Regions from separate parts of the Homo sapiens genome. Here region 2 is linked to region 1. A link is an interaction called in ENCODE POLR2A ChIA-PET data of the cell type or tissue named here. Cell type or tissue: MCF 10A. All regions are shown on one strand. Links, peaks and the distances in the headings refer to the core of each region. The heading gives the core; the rest is flanking DNA.

Region 1 (16,553 bases), core at 3,608-11,607:
CAGTTTTCCTCCCACAGGAAGTGGCAATAATACATTGTAAAGACTGCCAAAGAGGGACAGATGAAATAGTTGAGGGAAATAGGCTGGCAGACCAAGCAGTTTAATCAGCAGCAAGTGGGCCCCAGGTCTCTGACCCATTTGAAGTCCCACTGATCTGGGAGTGCCCCGTGATAGAAATAAAACCTCAATATTCTCTTGTGGAAATAGAATGGGCCACCTCTTAGGGATACATCCTGCAGTCCTCAGGATGGCTATAATCAGAGGATAGTAAGCTTCATCCACCAGCTGCCAACCCATGGAAAGTTCTTAAAAGCCTTCACCAGGCCTTCCACCTAGGTAAGGATAAAACCTATCAACTGGCCCAGAGATTATTCTCAGGTAAAAACCTGATACAAATGGTTCAACAGGTCATTAATACTTGCAAGACCTGCCTTGAAAACAATCCCCTTAATTGACAGCTTATTCTCCCAGGAACCCAAAGGATAGGAGGCTACCCAGGGGAAAACTGGCAAATGGATTCACCCATATGCCAAAGGAAAGGTACATGCAGTACCTCCTATTATGAATAGATACTTTCACTAACTGGGTAGAAACATTTCCATGTCAGACAAAGAAAGCCTCTGAGGTAATAAAATTACTGATCAGTGAGATAATTCCTTGTTTTGGACTTCCTAAATACCTCCAGAGCAATGATAGCCCCTCATTCAAGGCAGCTGTCACTCAGGGGGGTCTCAAAAGCACTAGGTATACAGTACCATCTTCATTGTGCCTGGAGACCACAATCCTCAGGAAAGATAGAAAAGACAAATGATATTATCAAAAGGTACCTCGGGAAACTGTCTCAGGAGACTCATCTCCCCTGGCCTACCCTTTTCCCCATAGCCCCTGTTAAGTATTAGAAATACTCCTTCAAAGCTAAGTTTCAGTCCCTTTGAAATGATGTATGGTTGGTCTTTTCTCACCAATGATTTCTTGTTAGACCAAGTAACCTCTGATTTAATTAGGCACATAATATATTTGGTCCATTTCCAATAGGAACTGAAACAACTGTCGGAGGCCCAGTTCTGTGTACCAGGGCCACCTCTATGCAACCCAGGGGACCTAGTGCTAGTAAAGGTACTTCCGTCCCTTTCTCCTTCTATAGGCCCAGGTTAGGAGGGACTCTACATTGTACTTCTTTCTACTCCTACGGCAGTGAAGGTCACTGGAATAGACTCTTGGATTCATTGCACCCGAGTAAAGGCCTGGGAAGCCAGTGGAGTCACCTCTGTTGACCCAGGAGGGCACTCAAAGTACCAATGTGAAGAGATCGGGGGCCTCAAGCTAAAAATCACAAAAGATAAATGGCAATAACTAACCTTCCATGGATATCCTCCTTACAGTCTTGTCTATGCCTGCTGTTCTTACCCTTGTTCTGTTCCATACTATGGGGCACAATAGTGTTTTCAGAATAAATAGTATATCTTACTTCTTATTTCTGTAATCTTTGGCACTAGATTCTTTCCTTGTATAATACACATGTTTAATCCATGCACACTTAACCTTATAAAACTTGTTTTTTTCTCTCTCTCATCTAGAGGTCATCAAACTCCAAATGGTCAGGCAACTGGAGCATCAGACAATGGCTCCCTTTTGCTGGGGACCCTTAGACCTCTGGGAGAAATCTGACTGCCTTTTTCCCCAAACAACACCCCCTGTCAGCAGGAAGTAGCTAAGATTGGTCATGGTCCATATTCTAATGGCAGTTAGATGTGCCTCTTCAGAGTGGGGATGATATGGACAGGAGACAGGAAGAGGGCAGTTCCCTGGCAAAGGCCTCACCCTCAAGCCTGGAGACCTGTGGCCCTAAGTGGGAACAGGCATTTCTGTTTTTGTGCCCAAAAAGTTGCCTTTTGGCCCGCCATGGCTCCCTATTCTGTACCCATATAAACCCTGAACCCCAGGCTCCAGAAGCAGATGAGTAGACAAGGAGACGAGACAAGCAGATGAATGGCAGAATGATGCAGCAGAAAAAGAGAGAAGAGGAACGTTTGAATGCCAGGAGGAGTTCGGCTGGGGGCAGTCAGAGAGGAGTTCAGCTGCTGGGCGGCCAAACTTCAGGGGAAGATAATTTCCCACTCCATCCCCTTTCCAGCTCCCCAGCCATCCTGGTGAGAGCCACCTCCACCACTGAATAAAACCCCACATTCATCCTTCAAGCCCATATGTGACCTGATAGTTCCAGGACGCTGGGCAAGAACTTGGGAAACAGAAAGCTGTCATGCTGGCCCTCTGCCCTTGCAAAAAGGCAAAGGGTCCATTGAGCCAGCTAACACTGAAACCATCTGCAGATGGCAGTGCTAAAAGGGCACACTGTAACACATGCCCACTTGGCCTCCTGCACTTGTCTGTCTGTGTGCTCTGCCTCCCCTCAAGGGTTTGAGCAGCAGTGGCGACTGAACAGGTGAGCCACACTCCTGTCACACATCTGCGAGGGGGATCAGGAAACTCTATTTCTATTTCATACAGAATAAAAGCTATAGTTCTTTCTACAGCTTTCAAAGCTCCTTAGGGATCTCACCTCCCATTATGTGTTTTCTCTTATCTCCTACTCCTCTCTCTTGCTCACATTACTCCAGCTAGTCTTTCCTTCCTGCTGCTCCTTGTGCATACCAGTCATGTTTACACCTTAAGGCCCTTGCACTAACTCTTTCTCTTGCCTAGAATCCTCTTCCCTCAAATATCTTCATGACTACCTACTTCCCCTTCTTCAGGTCTACATTTAACTCAAATGTCACCCTCTCAATGAAGTCTACTCTATTTTGTATTCTCTGCCCTACCCCTCACTCAGGGTCCCCAGTGTTTAGTTTCCTGTCTCTCCACCCTCATAGTTATCCTTTTCTCCATTGTGATAGTCATCTTCTGATTTACTGAAAATTTCTCTTAGTTATCAGGTTTATAATTGATCTGTCTCTCCTTACTAAAATGGAAGCTCTCCAAGGGCAGGAATCTGTTGTTTTTGTTTGTTAATATATCCCCAGTGCACAGAACAGTGTTTGGAACAAGTAGGTGCCTAATAAATATTTGTTGAATATAAGTATTGTGAGATACCTTGAAACTGGCTATGTGACCTAGGAAAATAAGAGCAGCAACAATAATGATACTAATAATAAATGATACCATTTTGAAGGCACTTTCTATATGTTAAGTGCTTATTGAGCTTAATTCATTTTGAGAAATGAAAGTAAAATTCTCAGCCCCCCAACCAACAGAACTGACCCCCACCTTGGCCAAGGGGACCCCAGAGAAACCTTGGAAGCTGAGTTCTGGGCAATGATAGGATGTGAGGTCTGTAATGCCTCATTATAATCCCTCCCTGGCTCACTGCCATTAAGTTTTCTTTCCTAAAGGATAAGCAGACACCAGCCTTTTCCAAAGACCATCACTGCTTTCAACCAACTGCCTGACGCTGTCCCTCCGTTTAGTGGTTTTGACACAACCGACCAGCCTTCCTTCCTGATAAGAGACAACCAACTATGGAGTGGTTCTTGCCCATCTAGGGATGATGCACTGAGGGTTTTTGTGTTCTCTGCTTCACCTTTTGATGTCACAGAGCTGAAAACTTTACCCTCAGATCATGCTAATGCCACCAGTTTTTGAACATCGGTCCCATGGAGAAACAAGAAGCTCAAGTATATGTTTCTCCTTTCATAAATACTCATGACTTCTCCTATAGTTTATTGAATACTTATGCTTGGCCACCCCATTCAGCATCAATCCCTGTCTTATTCTTCTGACCCTCAAAGTGTTGGTTGCTGGCTTCTGGCCTATCAGAATGGCCACCCTGCCAGCTGCAACTCTTTATGAGAAATAAAGCTCTCCTTTCCAAATTTTTGAACCTCATCATTCATTAGTTGACAATTCAATTCTTACAACCCCAAGTGCAAGGCAACTAAAGCAGAAGAAATGTAAGATTCCTATCCAGGGTCACATAGCTGGTTAGAGGAAGAGCCATGCTTTGGTTCCAAAGCCATGTCCTTAACTAACGTGCTGTGTGGTAAAGAGGATTATCCTTTCTGCACCGCAGGCATTTTCTCCTTTATTACAAGTTGTTGTGCCAGATTATTTTTAGAGATCCTTTCAGATCCACACATAATATATCACTCTGTTTCACCATTTTACCCACTTCACCAATAAATTGCAGACAAAATTACCAGATAATGACCTGATTGAACTAGGAACTAGTTGTTCTGTGGACCTCACATTGTAGATCCTTCACAATGTTCCACTCCTTTTTCCAAATGCAAATGACACAAGTATGTATGAGAAAACTTTTTTTTTCCCTTTGGCATGATGATAAAATTACAACCATTTCCGCCTATCCATGGTCCTAGTATTCTTAAGGATAAGCAAACAGTCATTTTATTCTTCAAAGAAAACAGAACAATTTTAAACAGACTGGTTAATCAAAACTAGACAAAGCCCCAACTCCTGCAGTTAGGAGTAGATCAGGACTTCTGTGGGAAAGAGACCAGGGGAATCTGGCACAGCTTAGAGATATTCAACAAGCAAAAAATACTGGGATGGAATAAAGTGGCAGGATGGATAAAAGAAATTGTATTGGGAAAAAAAACTATGTTTTACTTTCTTTGTTCCCTAACTATGAGCTATTCCTACTTCACTATATATGTGAATGATGGTTCTAAAGAGGGAATCAGATCATTCATGTATTCAACATTCAGCAAATATTTGAGACTTCCTGTGCCCCTAGCCTTTTGGCCAATTGCTATTGGCTATATATATGGCCAATATATATTAAAAAGGGGGCCAGTATAATGAGTACAGAGGGTCTGCAATCATGGTGCAGCCACAAGTAAAATATGAGTAGTATTTATGCTTTTCTACACTCTCATATGTATTGCCCAGCTTATTTACTTATTTACCTGTTTACTTATTAAAACCAACCCCCACCTTCAGTGGATGAATATTTGCCAACTCAAATGACAGTAAAAAACGGTGCAGTGGCTCACGCCTGTAATCCCAGCACTTTGGGAGGCTGAGACAGGCAGATGGCTTAAGGCCAGGAGTTTGCGACCAGCCTGGCCAACATGGTGAAAACCAGTCTCTACTGAAATTACAAAAAGTAGCCGGGCATGGTGCCACATGCCTGTAATCCCAGCTACCTCGGAAGGCTGAGGCACGAGAATTGCTTAAACCCAGGAGGCAGAGGTTGCAATGAGCTGAGATTGCACCACTGCACTCCAGCCTGGGTGACAGAGTATGACTCTGCCAAAAAAAAAAAAAAAAAAAAGAGTAGAAGGAATTATAGCCACAGAATTTTCCAGGGCAATTCCAGAGGAGACCCAACAACTGTTAGGGACTATGCCCCTATTGTTAAAATGTCTATATAACCTCTGAGGCTGATGACTTTGAGAACACCTACACTGACTTGAAAATTCACATTCTGGTGTGTTTCTTTCTTTCTTTGAGACAGTGTTAGTTTTACTCTGTCACTTAGGCGAGAGTGCAGTGGTGCGATCATGACTCATTGCAGCCTTGAACTCCTGGGTTCAAGCAATCCTCCCACCTCAGCCTCCCAAGTAGCTGAGAATACAAACATGCACCACCACACCCGGTTAACTTTTCAAATTTTTTTTATAGAGACAAGGTCTTGCTGTGTCGCCCAGGCTGGTCGAGAACTCCTCACCTCAAGTGAACCTCCTGCCTTGGCCTCTCAAAGTGCTGAGTGTGCTTCTACTGAAAACATTTACAGTATGTCATAATCACAACTTTTTAGCATACTGTTAGCTAAAAAATAAAATATAGGCTGACTGCAAAAATTTACTTGCAATTCATCGTTTGGACCTCACAATAACTTTTCTCCATTGAAGCAATGTTGCAAGTGGTTGGTAGATTTCATTTTTGCCTTCCCAATGCCTTTGTAAACCCAAATGTAGACAAAATAGCCAAGGATAATTGCTACTAAAAAATATCCATTTAAAATGAATCCATTGGAAACTGGAAACAAACCAAAATATTGTATTAGGATTTTATCATGAGAAATGAAACCAATCAAGAAAATAAGCTTATTTTATCTTATATTATGTTAAACCCTACTGTGTAAAATTTATTAAAAATGGCACTTATTGTGGCTCAAACCAATATTTAAAACAAATTTGATTACATTTGTAAGTCTTTACCAAATCTTAGAATGAACCAGGAATAAATCAAGTGTTTGGATTTGAATGTTACGATTTTTGTTGACAAAGCTGTAAGAGGGGCACAATATCAAGTCCTTTATTTCACTGTTGATTTTTGCAGTACCTTCACAAATAGGGTTATTTTGCCTAAATATTAGAGGGCACTTCACTTTTTCGAAGGGCATCTCTTAATCTATGCTATTCAAACCATTCTTTTGAGACACATAACCTATCATTACCCCCTTTGCTTTTCTTCAAACATTTACTAGATTCTTATTTGTCAAATCTTTATGTGTGATTTAAGTAGTTCCTCATCACATCTAATCACTTAAATCCTGCTATTTGCATTTAATTGGCATTCTGTTTGCTTCATGAGAGTAACAAATATACTGACACAATAAATATGGAAATATATTTGTATCACATGGGAAGAAATGTTTAAATGGAGACTAATATCATAAGTGGTCACTTCTAAGAAACACTCCATTCTCATGTAATTATATTTATAGTAAAAATCATAGAAGACAATGCAGATACAAATCTGACAACTAAGAAAATTGTAAAAATTATGGAATAGTTTTAAAACTTTTTCCTTGAATGTTGGCTCTTTAAACAAAGAAGCCTTAATCAGAGAAATTTACGCATAAGCATGTGATTCTGAATGAGCCTTTTCAAGGACTTTATGTATGAGTATTTGACTTTTGAGGTTAATAGAATCAATTCTTTAATATGGGTTGAGAAATAAAAATAAAGTCCTAAGCTTCTCCAACTGACTGAACACACCATCTCTTGGCCCAGGGGACTCCAGAGAAACCTTAGAAACTGAGTTCCTGGCCATGATGGGCTAGCAGGTCGAACATGCCTCAGTATGCCCCATTCCTTCTAACCTTTAACCAGAATTCTTTCCTAAGGCGTAAGTAAGCAGAAACCAGCTCTGGAAAATGAGAAATGGATGACTCATTACTTTGTCAACTTTAGCCAGTCCTCTGAGGCTGCCACAGGACTCCCTTTCCCACATTGCAGTTTCAACATGACAGCTCACCAGTTAAACCATAAATCCCTTCCTGATAAGAGACCAACAACCATGAAGTGGTTCTGGCCAATCTATGCAGGGTGCACAGCCAGGGCATTTGTGTCCTCCCCTTCATCTTTTGACATTAGGGGGCTGAAAACTCCACTCTCAGATCATGCTAATGCCACAATTTTTTGTACAGGGAATTCATGAAGAGGCATAAAGCTCAATTGTGAAGCACATGTTTCTCCTTTAATAAATATTCATGACTCCTCCTACAGCCTAATAAAAAGGTATTTTCAGCCACTCTGCTCAGCATAAATTCCCGTTTCTTTCAGCACTACCTTGAAGTGCCTGTTTCTGGCTTCTGGCCAGAGGTTACACTTCCCAGCGTGTCAGAATGGCCACCCTGCAGGTTGCAGCCTTTTGTGAGAAATAAAGCTGTCCTTTCCAAATGTATGAACCTTGTGATTCTTCAGCTGACAGGGTAATTCATCTGAAAAACGTAGTTTTTCTTCTTGGAAGTGGACTTCCAATATCATGATGCTAAAAACATGTCATACTGTAATAAGAGCTGTTTTGTACTTTTACAGAAGGAATTTTTAAAAATTTATTTTTAGTTTTTGTGGGTACATAGTAGGTGTATATATTTGTGGGGTACATGAGATATTTTGACACAAGTATGCAATGCATAATAATCACATTAGGGTAAATGAGGTATCCATTACCTCAAGCATTTATCTTTTGTGTTATAAACAATCCAGTTGTACTCTTTTCATTATTTTAACATGTACAATTAAATTATTACTGACTATAGTCACCCTGTTGTGCTATCAAATAGTAGGTCTTATTCATTCTTTCTAACCATTTTTTGTACCTATTAACAATCCCCACTTGCTCTCCACTACCCCTGCCCCAATACCTTTCCCAGCTTCTGGTAACCATCCGTCTGCCCTCTATCCCTGTGAATTCAATTGTTTCACTTTTTAGCTCCCACAGATAAGTGAGAACATGTACAGTTTGTCTTTCTGTGCCTGGCTTAATTCACTTAACATGATGGCCTCCAGTTCCATCCATGTTGTTGCAAATGACAGGATCTCATTCTTTTTAAAAATATATGTAACATTTTCTTTATCCATTTGTTTGTTTATGGACACTTAGGTTGGTTCCAAGTCCTGGCTATTGTGAACAATGCTGTAGGTATCTCTTCGATATACTGATTTCCTTTCTTTTGGGTATATACCTAGAAGTGGGTTTGCTGGATCATATGGTGACTCTATTTTAGTTTTTGAGGACCCTCCAAACGGTTCTCCATAGTGCTTGTACTAATTTACATTCCCACCAACCGTGTATGAGGATTCCCTTTACTCCACATCCTTGCCATCATCTGTTATTGCCTGTCTTTTGAATAAAAACCATTTTAACTGGAATGAGATGATATCTCACTGTAGTTTTGATTTATGTTTCTCTGATGATCAATGATGTTGAGCATCTTTTTATATACCTGTTTGCAATTTGTATCTCTTCTTTTGAGAAATGTCTGTTCAGACCTTTTGGCCATTTAAAACATTAGATTATTAGATTTTTTCCTATAGAGTTGTTTGAACTCCTTATATATTCTGGTTATTAATCTCTGTCAAATGGGTACTTTTCAAATGTTTTCTCCCATGCTGTGGGTTGTCTTTTCACCTTGTTGATTGTTTCCTTTGTTATGCAGCAGGTTTTTAACTTGATGTGATCCCACTTGCCCATTTTTGCTTTGGTTGCCTGTGCTTGTGGAATATTACACAAGAAATCTTTGCCCAGTCCAATATTCTGGGGGGAGAGTTTCCCCCAATATTTTTTAGTAGTTTCATAATTTTAGTTCTTAGATTTAAATCTTTAATCCACTTTTATTTTATTTTTGTATATGGTGAGAGATATCATTCTAGTTTCACTCTTCTGCATATGCATATCCAGTTTTCCCAGCATCATTTATTGAAGAGACTGTCCTTTCCCCAATGTATGTTCTTGGTACTTTTGTTGAAACTGAGTTCACTGTAGATGTATCATTTTGTTTCTGGGTTCTCTGTTCTGTTCCATTGGTCTATGTGTCTGTTTTTATGCTTGTACCATGCTATTTTAGTTACTACAGCTCTGTAGTATAATTTGAAGTCAGGTAATGTGATTCCTCCAGTTTTGTTCTTTTGTGCTCAGGATAGTTCTGGCTATTCTGAGTCTTTAGTGATTTATAAATTTTAAGTTTGTTTTTTTTTTTCTATGTCTGTGAAGAATGTCATTGGTATTTTGATAGGGATTACACTGAATCTGTAGATTGCTTTGGGCAGTATGAACATTTTAACAATATTAGTTTTCCAGTCCGTGAATGTGGAATATCTTTCCATTTTTTGGTGTTCTCTTTAATTTCTTACATACATGTTTTATAGTTCTCATTGTATAGCTCTTTCATATCTTTGGTTAAATTAATTTCTAGGTATTTTATTTTATTTGTAGCTATTGTAAATGGCTTGATTTCTTTTTTAGATTGTTCATTGTTGGCATATAGAAATGTAACTTTACTGAATTTGCTTATCAGTTCTAATAGTTTTTTTGTAGAGTTTTTAGGTTTTTACAAATATAAAATTATATCATCTGAAAACAGAATAATTTGACTTCTTCCTTTCCAATTCATATATGTTTTATTTCTTTTATTTCTTTCTCTTGCCTGATGGCTCTAGCTAGGATTTTCAGTACTATGCTGAATAACAGTGGTGAAAGTGGGCATACTTGTGTTTCAGGTCTTAGAGGAAAGGCTTTCAGTTTTTCCCCATTCAGTATAATACTAGCTGTAGGTCTGTTGTATATGGCTTTTATTATGTTGAGGTATGTTCCTGCTATACCCATTTTTTTTATGTTGGGTTGGTGCAAAAATAATTGAGGTTTCACAATTAAAAGTAATGGCAAAAACTGCAATTACTTTTGCACCAACCTAATATCATGAAGGGATGTTGAATTTTATCAAATGCTTTTTCATTGTCAATTAAAATGATCATTTGGTTTTTGTCCTTCTTTCTGTTGATATTGTGTATTACATTGATTGATTTGCATGTGTTGAACCATCCTTCCATCCCAGGATATCCACTTGGTCATGATGAATGATCTTGTTATAATAATGTGCTGTTGAATTCGGTTTGCTAGCATTTTGTTGGGGATTTTTGCATCAGTATTCTTCAGGGATATTGGCCTGTAGTTTTATTTTTATGATGCCTTTGTCTAGTTTGGGTATCAGAGCCTTGTAAAATGAGTTTGGAAGTGTTCTCTCCTCCTCTATTTTTTTGGAATAGTTTGAGTAGGATTGGTATTAATTTTTCTTTAAATGTTTGATAGAATTCAGCAGTGAAGTCATCAGGTCCCAGGCTTCTCTGCTGGGAAACATTTTATTATGGCTTTGGTCTTATTATTTGTTATTGGTCTGTTCAGGTTTTGGATTTCTTCATGATTCAATCTTGGGGGCAATTGTGTGTGTCTAGAAATTTATCCATTTCTTCTAGATTTTCCAATTTATTGGCTTATAGTTGCTCATAGTAGCCACTAATGGTCTTTTGAGTTTCTGTGGTATTGGTTGTAATGTCTCCCTTTTTCATCCCTGATTTTATTTATTTGGGGCTTCTCTCTTTTTTCTTAGTTAGTTTGGCTAAACGTTTGTCAATTTTGTTTATCTTTTCAAAAAACCAAGTTTTTGTTTTGTTGATTTTTTGTACTGTTTTCTTCATTTCAATTTCTTTTATTTCTGCTCTGATCTTATTTCTTTGATTCTACTAATTTTGGATTTGGTTTGCTCTTGTTTTTCTAGTTAAGAGGCATCATTATGTTATTTACTCGAAGCTTTTCTTGTTTTTGATGTAGACTCTTATGGCTATGAACTTCCTTCTTAGTACTGCTTTTGCTATATCCAATAGGTTTTGGTATGTTCTGTTTCCTTTATCATTTGTTTCAAGAAACTTTTTAATTTCCTTCTTAATTTCTTTATTGACTCACTGGTCATTCAGGAGCATATTATTTAATTTCTATGTATTTGTATAGTTTCCAAGATTCTTCTTGTTGTTGATTTCTAGTTTTATTCCACTGTGGTCAGAGAAGATGCCTTATATTATTCCAATTTTTTGAATGTTTTACAACTTGTTTTGCGGCCTAATATATGGTCTATCCCTGAGAATGATCCATTTGCTGAGAAGAATGTATATTCTGTAGCTGTTGGATGAAATGTTCTATAAATGTCTGTTGGATCCATTTGGTCTATAGTGCAGATTAAGCCCAATGTTTCTTGGTTGATTTTTTTCCCTAGAAGACCTGTCCAAAGCTGAAAGTGGGGTGCTGAAATCCCTAGCTATTATTTTATTGGGGCCTATCTCTCTCTCTTTAGCTTTATATGTTGCTTTATATATCTGGGTGTATAAATATATCTGGGTATATAAATACTCCAAAGTTGGGTGTCTATATATTTACAGTTGTTATATCATCTTGTTTAATTGACCTTTTTATTATTATATAATGACCTTCTTTGTCTCTTATAGTTTTTGACTTGAAATGTACTTTGTCCAATATAAGTATAGCTGCTCCTCCTCTTTTTTCGTTTCATTGGCATGGAATACCTCTTTCCATCTCTTTATTTTCAATCTATGTGTGTCTTTATAGGTGAAGTGTGTTTCTTATAGAAAACAGATCATGGGGTCTTGTTTTTGTATCCATTCAGCCACTCTGTCTTTTGATTGGAGAGTTTAGTCCATTAATATTCAATTTTATTTGATAAGTAAGGACTTACTCCTGTCATTTTATTATTTGTTTTCTGGTTGTTTTGTGGTATTCTTTCATTTCTTTCCTTCCTTCCTTGCTTCCTGTCTTCTGTGAAGGTGATTTTCTCTGATGGTGTGATTTGATTTTTTGCTTTTTATTTTGTGTGTATCTGTCATGTATTTTTTTGATTTGAGGTTACCACAAGGCCTGCAAATGCTATCTTATAACCCATTATTTTAAACTGACAACAACTTAACACTGATTGCATAAACAAACAAACAAAAAGAAAAATAATAAAAACCCTATTGCTTTAACTTCATCTCCCCACTTTTTCACTTTTTGTTGTTTATCTTTATGTCTTATTGTGCTGTTTATGTCTTGAAAGGTTGTAGTCATTATTATTTTTGAGTGGTTCATCTTTTAGTCATTCTACTTAAGAGTAGTTTACGCGCTACAATTACAGTGTTGTAATATTCTGTGTCTTTCTGTGTACTTAATATTACCTAAGAGTTTTGTACCTTAAGACTATTGCTTATTGCTATTAATGTTCCTTTCTTTCAGATTGAAGAACTCCCTTTAGTATTTCTTATAGGAAAGGGTCTAGTGTTGATGAAATCACTCAAGTTTTGTTTGTCTGGGAAAGTCTATTTCTAATTCATGTTTGAAGGATATTTTCACCAGATATGCTATTCTAGGGTAAAAGTTTTTCTTCAGTACTTTAAATATGTCATGCCACTCTCTCTGATAAGATTTCCACTGAAAAGTCTGCTGCCAGATGTATTGGAGCTCCATTGTATGTTATTTGTTTCTTTTCTCTTGCTGCTTTTAGGATACTTTCTTTATCCTTGACCTTTCGGAGTTTGATTATTGAATGCACTGAGATAGTCTTCTATAGATTAAATCTGCTTAGTGTTCTATAACCTTCTTGTACTTAAATATTGATATCTTTCTCTAGGCATGGGAGGGTCTCTGTTACTATCCTTTCAGATAAATTTTCTACCCCTATCTCTTTCTCTTTATTGGCCTTTCAGGCCAGTAACTCTCAGATTTGTTCTTTTGAGGCTATATCCTAGATCTTGTAGATGTGCTTTATTCTTTTTTATTCTTTTTTCGTTTGTCTCCCCTGACCATGTATTTTCAAATAGCCCACCATCAAGCTGACTAATTCTCTCTTCTGCTTGATGAATTCTGCTGGTGAGAGACTCTGATGCATCCTTCAGTATGTCAATTTCATTTTTCAACTCCAGAATTTCCGCTTGATTCTTTTAAATTGTTTCAATCTCTTTGTTGGCCAGGTGCAGTGGCTCGTGCCTGTAATCCCAGCACTTTGGGAGGCCAAGGCGGGCAGATCACTTGAGGTCAGGAGTTCAAGACCAGCCTGGTCAACATGATGAAACTCGGTCTCTACCAAAAAAATACAAAAATTAGCTGGACATGGTGATGCATTCCTGTAGTCTCAGCTACTTGGGAAGCTGAGGCACAAGAATTGCTTGAACCCTGGAGGCCAAGGCTTCAGGGAACTGAGATCATGCCACTGCACTTCAACCTGGGTGACAGAGTAAGACCCTGTCTCAAAAAATTTATTTCAATTTCTTTATTAAATTTATCTGATATAATTCTGAATTTATTCTCTGTGTTATCTTGAATTTTTTTGAGTTTCCCCAACACAGATATTTTGAATTCTCTGTCTGAAAGCTCACATATCTCTGTCTCTCCAGAAATGGTCCCTGGTGCCTTATTTAGATCATGTGGTTAGGTCATGTTTTCCTGAATAGACTTGATGTTTGTGGATGTTTTTCAGTGTCTGGGCTCTACAGAGTTAGATATTTATTGTAGTCTTTTGCAGTCTGGGCTTGTTTGTACCTGTCCTTAGGAAAGCTTTTCAAGTATTTGAAGGTATTGGGTGTTGTGATCTAAACTGTATCAGCATTAGGGAGCACCCCAAGCTTCGTAATGCTGTAATTCTTGCAAACTTGTAGAGGAACTGCCTTGGTGGTCTTGAATAAGATGTGGAAAAATTCTCTTGATTACAAAGCAGAGACTCTTGGTCTCTTCCCTTACTTTCTCGCAAACATATGGAATGTCTCCCTGTACTGAGCTTCCTAGAGCTAGGGGTGGGGTGACACAAGGACCCCTGTGGCCACCAATACTGGGACTGTGCTGAGTCAGACCTGAAACCAGCACAGCACTGGGTCTCTCCCCAGGCCCACTTAAGACCTTTAGGGCTACTGCCTGTGTTCACTTAAGACCCTTAGGGCTCTACAGTCAGCAGGTGGTGAAGCCAGCCAGGCTTGTGTCCTTCCCTTCAGAGTAGCAAGTTCCCCCAGGCCCTTGGTTGGTCCAGAGATCCTGTCTGAGAGGCAGGAACTCAAGTTAAAAACCTTAAAAATCTACCTGGTGCTTTTTCTGTTGCACCTAAGCTGGAACTCAAACACTGAGACAAAGTCCTTTCCACACTTCCTTCCTCTTTCTACAGGCAGAGGAGCTTCTCCCCATGGCCGCCACCATCACAAGCCCTTGGGGACTACTGCCAGGGTACTAATGATGTTCACTTAAAGCCCAAGGGCTCCTCTGTCAACTTATAGTGAACACTGCCAGGCCTGGCTCTCACCTTTCAACACAGTGGGCTCCCCTCTGGCCCAGGGCAGGTCCAGAAATGCCTAGAATTGGGGACCCCAAGAGCCTGCTTGGTGCTCTACATTACTGTCATTGAGCTGGTACCTAAGATGCAAGACAAAGTTCCCTTTAGTTTTCTTTCTGCTTTTCTCAAGCAGAATGGATCTTTCCTCTAAGCCACCATAGCTGGGAATGTGCTGGGTCTCACCTGAAGCCAGCACATCTCAGAATCTCACCCAAGGCCCATGGTGTCTTGCTGATGGTTATTCAGGGCCTGAGGGCTCTTTAGTCAGCAGGTGATGAATCCTGGCAGGACTGGGTCCTTACCTTTAAGGCAATGGGTTCCCTTTTTGCCCAAGGTGTGTCAAGAGACATCATCCTGGAGCCGGGGCCTGGAATGGGAGCATCATGACTCTGCCCAGTGCCCTATCCTACTGTGGCTGAGCTGGTATCCAAGATGCAAGACAAAGTCCTCTTTACTCCTCTCTCTTCTCCTCAAGTAGAAGGAAAGAGTCATTTTCATTGCTACAAGCTGTGCTGCCTGGTTTGGGGGAGAGGTGGTACCATCATTCTCTTAGCCACCGTTACTGGTGTCTCACTAGGTTATGTGCTGCCCAAGTTCACTGGCTCCCAGCTCAGCACAGCACTAGTACTTGCCTAGGAGTTGCAATGCTTGTGGCCTAGACTGCCTTTCATTTATTTGGGATCCCAGAGCACTTTAGCCCATGGTGGCACTCAACTTGGTCACTTGAAGTAGGTGGTGTCTGCCAGAGCTCTTCATTATAAAGGTATCTTTACCTTTTTGTAATTTATAAGTAATATCAAAGGTAAGATTTTGAGATCAAATGGATATATTAATACCCAAGTACATTCTCACTTAATCTTAGTATTATGCATTCATAACTCCTTAACACAATGGATCAGATCCTAGTTCTGATCTCTGAGCTCCAAAAATGTGTAATTAATGAAGTTTAACCTCACCTGAGCTCCTGATGCCTTTGAATCTTCCCCTCTGGCTATCTTCTTAGGTCTTGCAGTTCAAAAGAACTCATCCCTAGAGTTTTTCTAGTGTTATAGAATCTGACCCAAGATGCCAGGAACTGCCTCCAGGATTCTTGCACATGTTTTTCTTTCAATCTCTCTGTCCCTATGCCTACAGCTGGGTCCATCTGCACTTTGCCAAACTAGATAAAAAGGAAAGGCCTAGAGCTCAGAGGCAGAACAAAGAGACTTACCCTCTCATATTCAAGAACACTAAGAGACTCTTAGGAACCTCATTTTTCAGCTCAAGAGAAGATGAAGGACTCCTCCATGGCAGGCAGTGTTTGTACTTACTACAGTTCCCATCATGGTAGACTTGATGGATTCCCTAGAGCAGCAGGACTCAGCCAACATACTCTAGCCTGCCTTCTGAGGTAGAAGCTCCCATGTCCTATTCATTTCCCAGGCTTCTCATTTCTAGGGTCCTTTTTCCCCTAGATCCCTCAGGAATAGCTTCATGTGGATGCCCTCAGGCCAAGAAAACTCTCAGTTCCCATTTAGCAGGGTTTTGTGTCCTTTGTCTGCAGAGGAAATTCCAGCTCCCAGCCCAAGCAAACCTAAACAAGCTCCAACTACCAATGAGTGCCTTTTGTTATATCCCTACTAGGTATAGGGCTTCTGGAAGTGGAGAAACAGAACCACACTGAAGAAAAAAGGGGGATGGGGGAGCCCAGAAACTGTATCGAGTTTCTCTGTAAGGATTTCAGCCTCCAAAGTTTGTCTGTAGACCCAAGTGAGTTCCTCTCAACATGTTTAGAATCACTCAGTATAGGAGTCTTTGTGCCTAGAGTGGTAGGTTATGAGCTCTACCACAACCAGGGTTCTCAAAGGTACTTAAACGTCTGAGGGCAGATGGAGCAGGACCAGATCTGGGTTATACAGAGGTTACTTAGAAATTTTGGAGAATATGATAAAGGCCCAAGACCTCAGTA
Region 2 (10,457 bases), core at 2,458-10,457, 120 kb before region 1:
TTTGTTGATGTGTACTCTTGCTCTTTTAGCTAGAGTGTATGTGAAAATAAAGAAATACATCATTGTATTCACAACCATGTGTCTTCATTTATAACTTTTTGTTTAAAAAATTTTTAGTTCAAGTTTAGTTCATTGATATTATCCTCTGAATGCAGTTAAGGCTGGGCAGAAATTCTACTCATGTGACATCTGCCACAGGTCTATTTTGAAGCTTTTCTTCTAATGGCAATGTTTGTCCTTACCAGGATTTAATCTATAGAATTGTCTCTCAACTCTGCTTTTCTCCAGTTCCAGATAACGTCCTTAAGACCATCTGTTCAGGGGTTCACAAAACTCAAATTTGTGTCATTCTATTTTATTTATTTTATTTTTTATTTCCTTCCCTCATACCTTGCCCATTCCCTCTGAATATTAGGTGTGATGTCAACAGCATGTTAGAAGGATCAATGGGAAGGCAATGATTGAAAACATTTCAATGAACCTTAATAGTGTTCCTTTGAGGAGCACCCAGGAGAATATCTGGTCATAGATCTTTTTTTAAATGCAGTTTTATAAAACCCTAACAGCGGTGATATCATTAGACTGTATGAATCAGTTTTATTACCTAGTGTACAAGTGTCAGTCATGTATCATTATATAGTCTGTTGATCTTTCCATTTGCAAAAAATTAATAGTTTTCCCCCACAAATGTACAAAGTTGTATGCTTCCAGTCTTCTTTTAATGTTTATAGTCATTCCAAAGTAACATTCTATTTTACACTTTCACATACATTGTTATGAATCATTGGTTTTTCTCTTTTTTCCACTTATCACCAATTTATTTCATTCAGCCAGATTTGGTGTCTATAGAAAAAGAAATTTTAAGACCATTATTAAAAATAATATATGGTTAGAAATTAGTAGATGGTTCTTTAAATGTATTCCAATTTTTAATGTTACTTTACTCCTGATTCATTTATATTTTTCTGCTTTTTATATGTTTAAAAATCTCTCATTCTATTGCTGCTTTATTTAAAGAAAGATTACTTTCTTCCCTACAAGATCTTTATTAATTGTAAAGGGAAAATGAATAACTTTACAATGGAGACACCTGGCAGACACCATCTTAACCAAAGCTTGAAGTTAACATAACCAGTAATAGAACTGATCAATATCTTGTGCCTCCTGATATGGTGTACTAAGAAAAACACAACATCATGCCATGATAGTCTTGCCAAAAGTGCATAACCTAAATCTAATCATAAGGAAACATTAGACAAACTCAAATTGAAGGACATTCTACAAAGTGCCCTTTATTAAGGAATTATTCAGAGTAAAGGAGACTTAAAAGACATGGCAACAATGCAGTACATGATCCGGGATTTTCTTTTTCTGTAAAGAACATGATTAGGATTATTAGCGAAATTTGAAGATCTCTAGTTTTTAAATCATTGTTGCTTTTCTAATTTCGATCATTGTATTGTGGTCATGTACAAGAATATTCTTGTTTTTAGGAAAGATAGTTGTATGTGTATCTATACACGTCTGTGTGTGTACATATAGAGGGTGAGCATGAGAGGGAGATAGGGAAAAGAATGAGAAAGCCAATGTGGCTACGCACATCATTAATATTTGGGGAATCTGGGTGAAAGGTATATGGGAATCTGAAATTATGTCAAAAAAGTTTCAAAAGTTTCTCTTCATTGAATTAATATGTTGTTATACATTCAGTAAGCAAACTATTGTATTGGATTTGGGTACTTAGCTAGAAATACAGAATATATAGTCCCTGCCTGTAAGAAATTTAAAGCTAAGCAGGCTTTTCTAAGACTCATAATTAATGTAAACTTGCTCAAAGCTTTATTGGACTTATTTAAAGATGATTCAGACTGATAAACATGGCCACTGATTTTATGGGCCAAAGATAGTTCAAACTATCTTTTTTTATTCAGTCTGCTGCTTTCAGTCTCATGCAATACCTTTTCTCTTTGCAAAAGTCAAATTTCTCTTTAATTTTTTATCTAGTGTTGATTTTTACTTCATATTTGCTATTTGTTCTGTAATTTTTACTATAGCTTTAAAAACTATCTCGCCTTTCTTAACCAAGCAGTAATCTCCCTCTTCTTTCACGGTTGTTACACAGGAGGAATCTTCTCTGTGGCTGTGTGTGTAGGGTTACCCTGTAGTGCCATACTCTGCATGCCAGGCATTTGCACACATGAATTCCCCAAATGCCTCCATGTTACTTACTCACCATTATTTTTTTGAGCAAGACCATCCTTTTGTGTGGTTTACATGCAACCACATGTAACCACATGGTTGCAAGTGTTATTTAAAGACTAAAGTTTTCTTTCTCATATTTGGCTCTCTTCACTTTGTTCAAGTTATTGGCGTTAAATTTAGTGGCTTGTCTGTTAGAGTCTTTGATATTCTAGTGTTATCAGTGACTGCTCTAATAAAAAGGGCATTAATGGAAATAGTTTTTCATGATGTAAGTTGTTTGTGTAAGACCCAGGAGCAGAAATTAAAACTTTCCATTTGCACTAAAGGTTAACCTTTCAGGGCTTTTTAAATCTTCAAATATATTTACATTTATATTTTCTTCATTTGTATGTTCCCTTTTTCCCCATTTTAGGGAGGAAAGACATAGATTGGTTTTCTTTACATAATTTCCTCCCTTTGAATTTACCATTTCTAATTACAACAATCCTCAACTCGAAAGACCCAGGAAAGACCAAAGCCTGCAGCCACAGTGCAGGAATCTTACCAAAAAAACTGTTCATTTTTCTCCATTTTAAGTGTGTGTGTGTGTGTGTGTGTGTGTACCTACACATGGGGAGGGTTATTGCAGGGGTTGGGGAGCAGTGCATTTAAATTTTGTTTCTTCCCTGGATCTTTCACAAACAATTATCGGTAAGGTTCCTCCTTCCCCTTGGAAGCACAGAAAAGACACTGCCTATTTGAAATTATATTATTTGGGGTTGTCTTGGGCTTCTCTTACATGGAGGTGCCACCTAGAAAAAAAATTGTTTTTTGTTAAGAAAGAAATTAGATTCTAAATGTGTCTTATGTAAATAATGGTTTGTTTCTTGGTAAATAACATGACTACTCCCTTATATCAGCTTTAAGTATAATTACACATTTGTATTAACTTAGAAATGACTGGTGCTGTTACAAGTACTGGCTGTCAGGAAATGAGCAGTATCCCTCACCATTTAGCAGGAAAAAAATCCTGTTTGGAGGTAGAGAAGGAAGAAATCAGGGCAGCAGATTCACAAATGCTTCATATTGATGCATCATATTGGGGGAAGTATTTAGGCAAAGTAGTTCCTTTAGTTATATCTTTTATATATGGCTTCTAGAATTACTACCTGGATATTCACCTTCATTTTGTAGAACGGTGTAAGTGGTTTCCATTCCAGCATGAATGTGGTCGGTCACATGGCAGTGGAGTAACCAAATTCCAGGTGTTCTTGGAAACATTTCTAGGGTTTGGTATGTTCCAGGGAAAATGTCAAAGACATCAGAACTATAAACTCCCCTGTGCTTAATTAGAAAAATGACAAATAATGTATAATATTGTATATGAGAGTTCACTCATGTCATTTGTTAATGTTCAGCTCAGGGATATTGAAAAAATGGATAAATCTGTTTTTAAAAAATCGAGCTCGTTTCTGTGTTTAATACAAATGGTAAAATGTGGTTTTTGTATTCCTAATAAGTCTTTGGTATCCACATCAAGTGGGTGTGAAAGAAAGATGTGATGAGAATGAATTCATCAATCAGGACTACCTACAAACCTCCTGTACCTTGATTCTGGTTTGCCTGTTTGTCATAGCACTTAAGCTACACAAAAGGAACTCAGCTGTGGCCCCATTTCAGCCCTAGCCTCACTTTTGCCTGAATCTGTCCTAGCTTGTCTGAAGCTTTAAGTCAAGGTAAATAATAAAGGAAGCAGAAAAGGAGGCTGATGAAAACGACAAAAACCAGAGGCACTTCAGGGAGTCTCGGCTGGAAACAGTAGTTGGGTGACAATAGTCTATTTCTGCAAGGATAGAATTGAAAGCCCACTAAGAATACAATATATCTATGTAAAACAAAATGCAGGTAACAAAACAGGCTTTCTGCAGTATGCTTTTTGATAACTTCTGCCTTTTCTAAATTAGCCCAAAGCATAAGGAAAAAGCATTTCCAGGAGGGCCACTGGCTTCTGCTGAAATCAGTACTGAGAAAGAATAGAAGTAAGATTGAGATGTACAGACCAGTTGCTTGTCACCTAACTGATCTTGCTCACCATGGGCCATTTAAGATACAGAACTTAGAACAGGCAGGGCAAGGGTTATAATAAAGTCTTGTTGTGGTCTCTACTCTCATCCATCATTATGTGAACATTCCTACCCTCTTTGTTAGCAATTCCGCTCAGTTGCCTTAATCAGGAATCTGAGCAGAACTCCATGAAAATTCAGTTAAAAATGCAAATCCTAGGAAGAGCTCAATGTGTAACAAAGGCTAGTGTGTCAATTGAAATTGCTGTGCCTTATATAGGCATCCCTCAGTATCTATGGAGGATTGGTTTCAGGAATGCCCCCATACCAAAATCCATGGATGCTCAAGTCCCTTATATAAAATGGCATATTTCCATTTAACTTATGCACATCCTTCCATATACTTTAAATCATCTCTAGATTATTATAATACCTAATACAGTGCCTACATATCATTTCATTTGCATGGATTCAACATAGTACTCAGTGCAGCAGATCCAAGTTTTGCTTTTTGGAACTTAGTGGAATTATTTTTTCCTGAATATTTTCAATCCATGATTGAATCCTGGGTGGGGAATCCACGGATATGAAGCACCGGCTGTACTCTTTGCAGCTTTTTTTCATAAGTCTCTCTGAGAAAATATTTTCTTCACTTGTATTAAAACATTTTCAAACAGAGCAAGAGTAATTGCCATGGATAGCTCTTACCTTGTATTGGAAGCTATGGCCGTGAAAATGTACAGTGTGTAAGTCTATTTCATTGCCCATTCCCATCAGATACCAGTTGACTTCATCTCCCACGTGCATTGTGAGGCCTTGTAGGTTTCCAAACATTCTTCCATTAATAGCTAGGGAAAGCATATGGTTTTATGTTACTTTTCAGGATATTTTAAACCAATAGCTATTTCAAAGAAAATATGATTATTAGGTTAATGTAAAGAATCTTTTTGATGTAATAGGACTTATTTTACTACAAATGAGAGAAATGGATACTTTAAAGTCAATAATATCACATTGCTTTTCTAGGCACTTTGCACCAAAAGCCTTAATCTTAGTTTTGGATTATTTCAAAGGAAATGAGATTTTGGAATTGGAAAATAAATTAGCAAATGATTTTGAACATAGTCCCCTTTTTGTTTTGAACAGGATTCTACCTGACATACAAAGTGAGGCAGAAGTGGTTTATTTTAAGACAAAACAAATGAATGGTCTCCAAAATAATTTTATTTGAAAGAGAAAATGATAAAAAAGTAGAAAAATTGTTTTAGAATAATGTGACATACCATGCATTTTATTGCTTTCTATGAATTCCTCATCATCTTTGTTTACTTTCTCGGGGTGATCAGAGTATGTTTTGATGTTGTCATCTAAGTACCAAGATTCATTCTCATCAAAAACTAGAAACAGAAGGGCAAATTCCAGTTTCCTTCTGGGATTGAATACTTTCAAGTAAGGTCTTCGACAAACAATCAGGGGGCCAATTAATCCACTGTAGAGGTCCTGGAAACAAGAAAAATCTTCAGTAACCCTTGTGAATTAGGTCAGGATTTCAGAGAACTGAGACTTTGCACCCAGGGCCTCAGGAATTTTGGAGAGACCAATTGAAGTAACAGACTTTGCCCAATGTGGTACTGCCAATTTAGTAACTTTTCACTTGAAGTAGTTAAATTGGAACAATGGTGAGTAGTAGGTAGGTCATGTGGGTGATGCTGACATAACAGAAATGTCTGCAGAGGCAAAAATTAGCTCAGCTAATGAGCAGTGATTTTAAAAGAATCCCAAATGAACAGTGTTGGTTTGTTCCATAAACTCATGAACTCTTGAGTGTGAGCCAAGCGCTATGGCAGTCCCTAAAAATCCATAGATGAATGAAATGTGTAATAATAAATAGGACCACAAATACCAGATTTACTCATTTGTTTGAGCCAGAACACTGAATTATCAAGGAGCTACTTCCCCCGGCTCACTCAGGCACTTCACCCACCTATCTATAACCGACTCCATTTCTTTTCTCCCTCCTTACAGTAGAGGTCCTTGAAATTTGCCTCACGTATTACAACGGCCTCCCAACCTCCAGTCTCTTCCCCCTCCAAGCCTTCCTTCATTCCACCAGAATGAAGGATCTGAAATGCAAATATACTGCCATTCTTGGTCAATTTTTCAGTGGCTACCTGTGACCCACAAGACAAAAATCTAAACTTCCCAAATATCTTGAAAGGCCTTTGAGCTGTATCATATTAGGAAATGTTAGATTTTTGTCTTGTGTGTCATAGGTAGCAGCATAGTTGCTAAAGTAGATTGCAAACAGTTTATTTTCCTAGGATTTTAACGTAGAATTGGACCACAGGAAAACACTAACCTTGTCTTCCTTCAATTGTGTGTCTATTTTGGGAAGTGTCACAAAACAAATGATTTGTATTTTACCTTAACTTGATCCACAGTTGAATAATAAGCCCATGGAATACAAGCAGAATCCTCTGTTCCAGCTCCAGATCTTTCTGGGATTTTCCATACGTAAGTGAGAGTTTCACCTAAATTCATCAAGTGTTAATGGATCTGGTTGTATTTGGTTTATATTGTACACACACACACACACACACACACACACACACACACACAGCCTTGATAACTAGGACCCAGGAACTGGAAATGTCAGTGTAATTAGTTTTTAAAAATTGTGGTACTCAAGATTGTTTTCAGGAATTTAGTTTTAAGATGAACTGGAAGACAAAATTTTGTCATTTTTTGGGTTAATTTTAAATTAGCTATAACCCACTTGCCATACCACAAAGCTAGGAGGTGTGTACTTCAATATTACAATTTGAAAAAACTTTGCAACCAATCTCTTCTTAGCTTGAAGTGTGTTTTCCTAATATACTTTTTTCTCTTCAGATACCAAGTGATTTTTCCCCAGTGGCTGGCACCTTTCCCGTAATCTCTGCATGTGTGTATCTGGACTATTTTGTGTAATTCCCTCAGCTTCAGCATTGGCTTCCTTTCCTTGTCCTCTCTCATGATCATCCTTAGTGAGCTCATGATTCCTGGCGAGGAGCCGTTAGACCTCTTGATCTCATGAGTCACCGACTTGACACAGTTATGTTTACCTCCCCCTCCAGTCCATCTCATTCTATCACACCATGTGCTGTTTTGTCACTACTCCCACATACAGGACATAACCACACCCTCGGCCTTGGCATTTTGAAGACGACCAGTTGCTTCACCCTCCTGCTTTGCCAAGGCTCTTACCCTTTTCCCATGTGCTCTAGGCTTTTCTCCAGTCTGATCTGCGTTTCCATTCACCTCAGGGCTTCCTGTGCAACTGCTCACAGGCCTCAACTTTTGGCCATGCCCACTCACCAATCCCAGCCACACTCATTTTCCATCCCATTTATTTAGACCACACCATTACATATTCATGCTATCACACTAACCTGCCAGAGTCCAACAGACATTCACTAGAGAATCAAGCAAGACAACAGAGATGGTCTCAAGTGATGTGGTAGACGTCTTACTTTTTCTTCAAGCCTCAGTCTGAGCTGTTCCTATGTCCTCACCCTTTTTCTAAGCAGAAAATTTCACTAGAATATAAAGTATTGATTCACCACCTGCACATATTACTGTCTGGCCATCTCTGCTTTTACTTATTCTCATAAGCTGCAAAATAACATTTTCTTCTCTTTTCCACACCCCTTTACAACCTGCTCTTCCACCAGTGGTCAGTGCCCAAAACCTTGGGGTCATGCTTGACTCCTCTCTTCCCTAACACTCCCTAGTGCCCATTTTCCAGCAGGTCCTTTTAGTACCACCTTTAAAATGGAACCAGAATATGATAACATCTCACCACTTCAGCCGCTTCCACCATATTCCAAATCTCGATGATGATGATGATGATGATGATTTTACCCAGATTATTGCAGTGGTCCTTAACTGACCCCAGATTCTGTCCTTGCCCCCTTAGGGTCACTTAACCACACATCACCAACAGCCCCTTAAAAGGTGTCCATCAGAACATCAGTCTTAAATCTCGAGTCTGAGGTCCTCCCTACTCCATCTGGCCCCTGCTCTCCCTGGATCTCATCTCTAGCATTCTGTCCCTTGTGTGCTTTTCTTTAGCCTCTGGCTGCCTTGCTGCTGCTCACACACACCAGGCATTGCTCCTGTCTTCGGGGCCTAGAATCAATTCGTGCACAATTACCTGAATTTCATTACTTCTCAAACTTTAGGTGTTTTCAGCAATGCCACCTCCTCAAGGAAGCCCTCCTGACCTCTCTACCTAAAATAGCACCCTTGCTACACCCTGCTAAGTTATTGAGAAATAGTATTTTCCTGGAAGCCAACTTTACAACTAATAGAAGAAAAATATGGTTCTTATTAAAGAAAATGCTCACCTATGTATATAATCTGTTCAAGATTTTACTCTATGTTTATTAAAGAAACATTTGATGATCTCCTAATATATGCCAGATACTGTACTAGATAGGGGGAATTTAGAGTTCCAAGTGGCAGCCTCTGGCCCTTAGAACCACATGTGCTAGAGACAGGCATGGGAACATCCAGCCACATATGGTGTGGTAGATGCCATTTGAGCTGTGTTCTAGCTGAGCGAGGAGACAGCATCTCTCTGATTCACGCTTGAGGATTCATAGATGTCTACTACCTTCAGGTTTTTCTCTTAAGCTCTCCTGTGGACTTTTTTTTTTAGTACAAGCATGTGCATGTACTTGCATACACACAGACACCTCCTTGCATCCCCTCTTCACAACTACCTCCCTTTTCACTTTCTTGGTCCAGACTCTCTATGATGAGAGTAATCTGTGGAAAGGCTGTACAGCCTGTTAAAATGCACCACCCCCACCCCCGCCCCCGTGAGTACCTGGTAATGTTGGAGTAACTGTAGAACTCTCTGTTTGTACCCCATGGGCATGTATTGAGTAGGGCCTTGTGGCCATGTTTTTAAAGATAATTTTGACTTTGTCTCCAACATCTGCATGAAGTTGTGGACCTGGCAAAAGTGAAGAGGAAGAGTGTCCAATCAGAAGGTCTAACTTAGTAATAAAAGCAAAGATCAGCAAAGATAACTTGTTTCTCTCCCCCATGGGTTTGTGGTATAATACTCTTGGATTTATACTGCGTCCCAGGGAATTTGGAATCAATACACTGGAAATAAAAATGGAGACCATTTGTTTATCTCTTAAGAGTTCTAGGGGAGGTTTGGCCTGAAAGTCCTTTGCAGAGTACCGGTCTAATCATGGTGGGTTGGATATCTGGCCAGGAGTCATTTATACCCCTCTCATTTCTACCCTTTATCCAATCTTAGCTTGTCTCTTGTCTGGTAGGATTTTTGTGCTCCAGCAACAATGCCATTTTGCCTTGGTGTCTTAGTCTAGGGGTTGAGGATAACCAAGCCTCAGGGGAATGCTGACAGTATGGGAACACAGTGGGGTGGGGATGGGAGTGGGGGTCCCTGCAATTGATAGTTTTAAAGAAATGTCTCAAGACCAGTGTTGCTCGAGTTCTAGACATTCTGTCTTAAAGTGAGTCCTAAAAAATTGAAGGCAGCTTTGCCCCTGCTTTGTGCGTGGTATCATTTTTTCTTTTATTTCCTGTTGTAATTAATTTCCTTTTGTATATTTCTTCTTGTAATTAATCATTTATATTTTAATTTTAAAAGTAAATAGCTGTAATTTGAGAGGAATGGGTAGGATAATGGGGATAAATTGGTTAAGAATTTTATTAGGGCCAGGTGTAGTGCCTCACGCCTGTAATCCCAGCACTTTGGAAGGCTGAGGTGGGCGGATCACTTGAGGCCAGGAGTTTGAGACCAGCCTGGCCAACATGGTGAAACCTCATCTCTACTAAAAATACAAAAATTAGCCAGGCGTGGTGGCCCATCCCTGTAGTCCCAGCTACTTGGGAGGCTAAGGTGGGAGACTCACTTGAGCACAGGAGCGGCAGGTTGCAGTGAGCTGAAATCACACCACTACACACCATCCTGGGCGACAGAGTGAGACTCTGTCAAAAAACAGAATTTCATTAGAAAATAGTTTCTGGGAACTTCACTAAAACTACAGGCATCAATTTGATAAAATATATATAATTTCATCAGTATACGGGACAATACATAGTTTCCAAGAGAAATAAGTAATATTTTACTATGTCATATTATTTAATAAACATCAGTCTTATTTCATTAGATAACTAATTTTTAAATTT

What was found. ChIA-PET counts read pairs that join two places held together with the same protein. Peaks named below come from ENCODE experiments on the same cell type or tissue, not always from the same donor. Only the 100,000 strongest peaks of a DNase experiment are listed, where the experiment ranks them.
Region 2: POLR2A ChIA-PET joins it to region 1 with 11 read pairs; 2 of 35 experiments call an interaction of 5 or more read pairs at or near these places.

The regions. Positions count from the first base shown.
Region 1 is chr3:149,293,157-149,309,709 of GRCh38, forward strand. The region is part of intron 1 of TM4SF18-AS1 (TM4SF18 antisense RNA 1); the gene reads left to right. Among named protein-coding and RNA genes, the nearest start is that of TM4SF18-AS1, 17 kb to the left of the region's middle. In MCF 10A, for the core only: no CTCF peak of the experiment used is centred there; DNase peaks (open chromatin) are centred at 5,125, 5,535 and 7,175.
Region 2 is chr3:149,172,888-149,183,344 of GRCh38, forward strand. CP (ceruloplasmin) reads right to left here. Exons shown (of 19, transcript NM_000096.4): 14 at 9,118-9,246; 15 at 6,669-6,775; 16 at 5,528-5,744; 17 at 4,953-5,092; 18 at 3,363-3,525; 19 at 1-843. The coding sequence ends at 827. HPS3 (HPS3 biogenesis of lysosomal organelles complex 2 subunit 1) reads left to right here. Exons shown (of 17, transcript NM_032383.5): 17 at 1-845. Among named protein-coding and RNA genes, the nearest start is that of CP, 44 kb to the right of the region's middle. In MCF 10A, for the core only: no CTCF peak of the experiment used is centred there; a DNase peak (open chromatin) is centred at 7,344.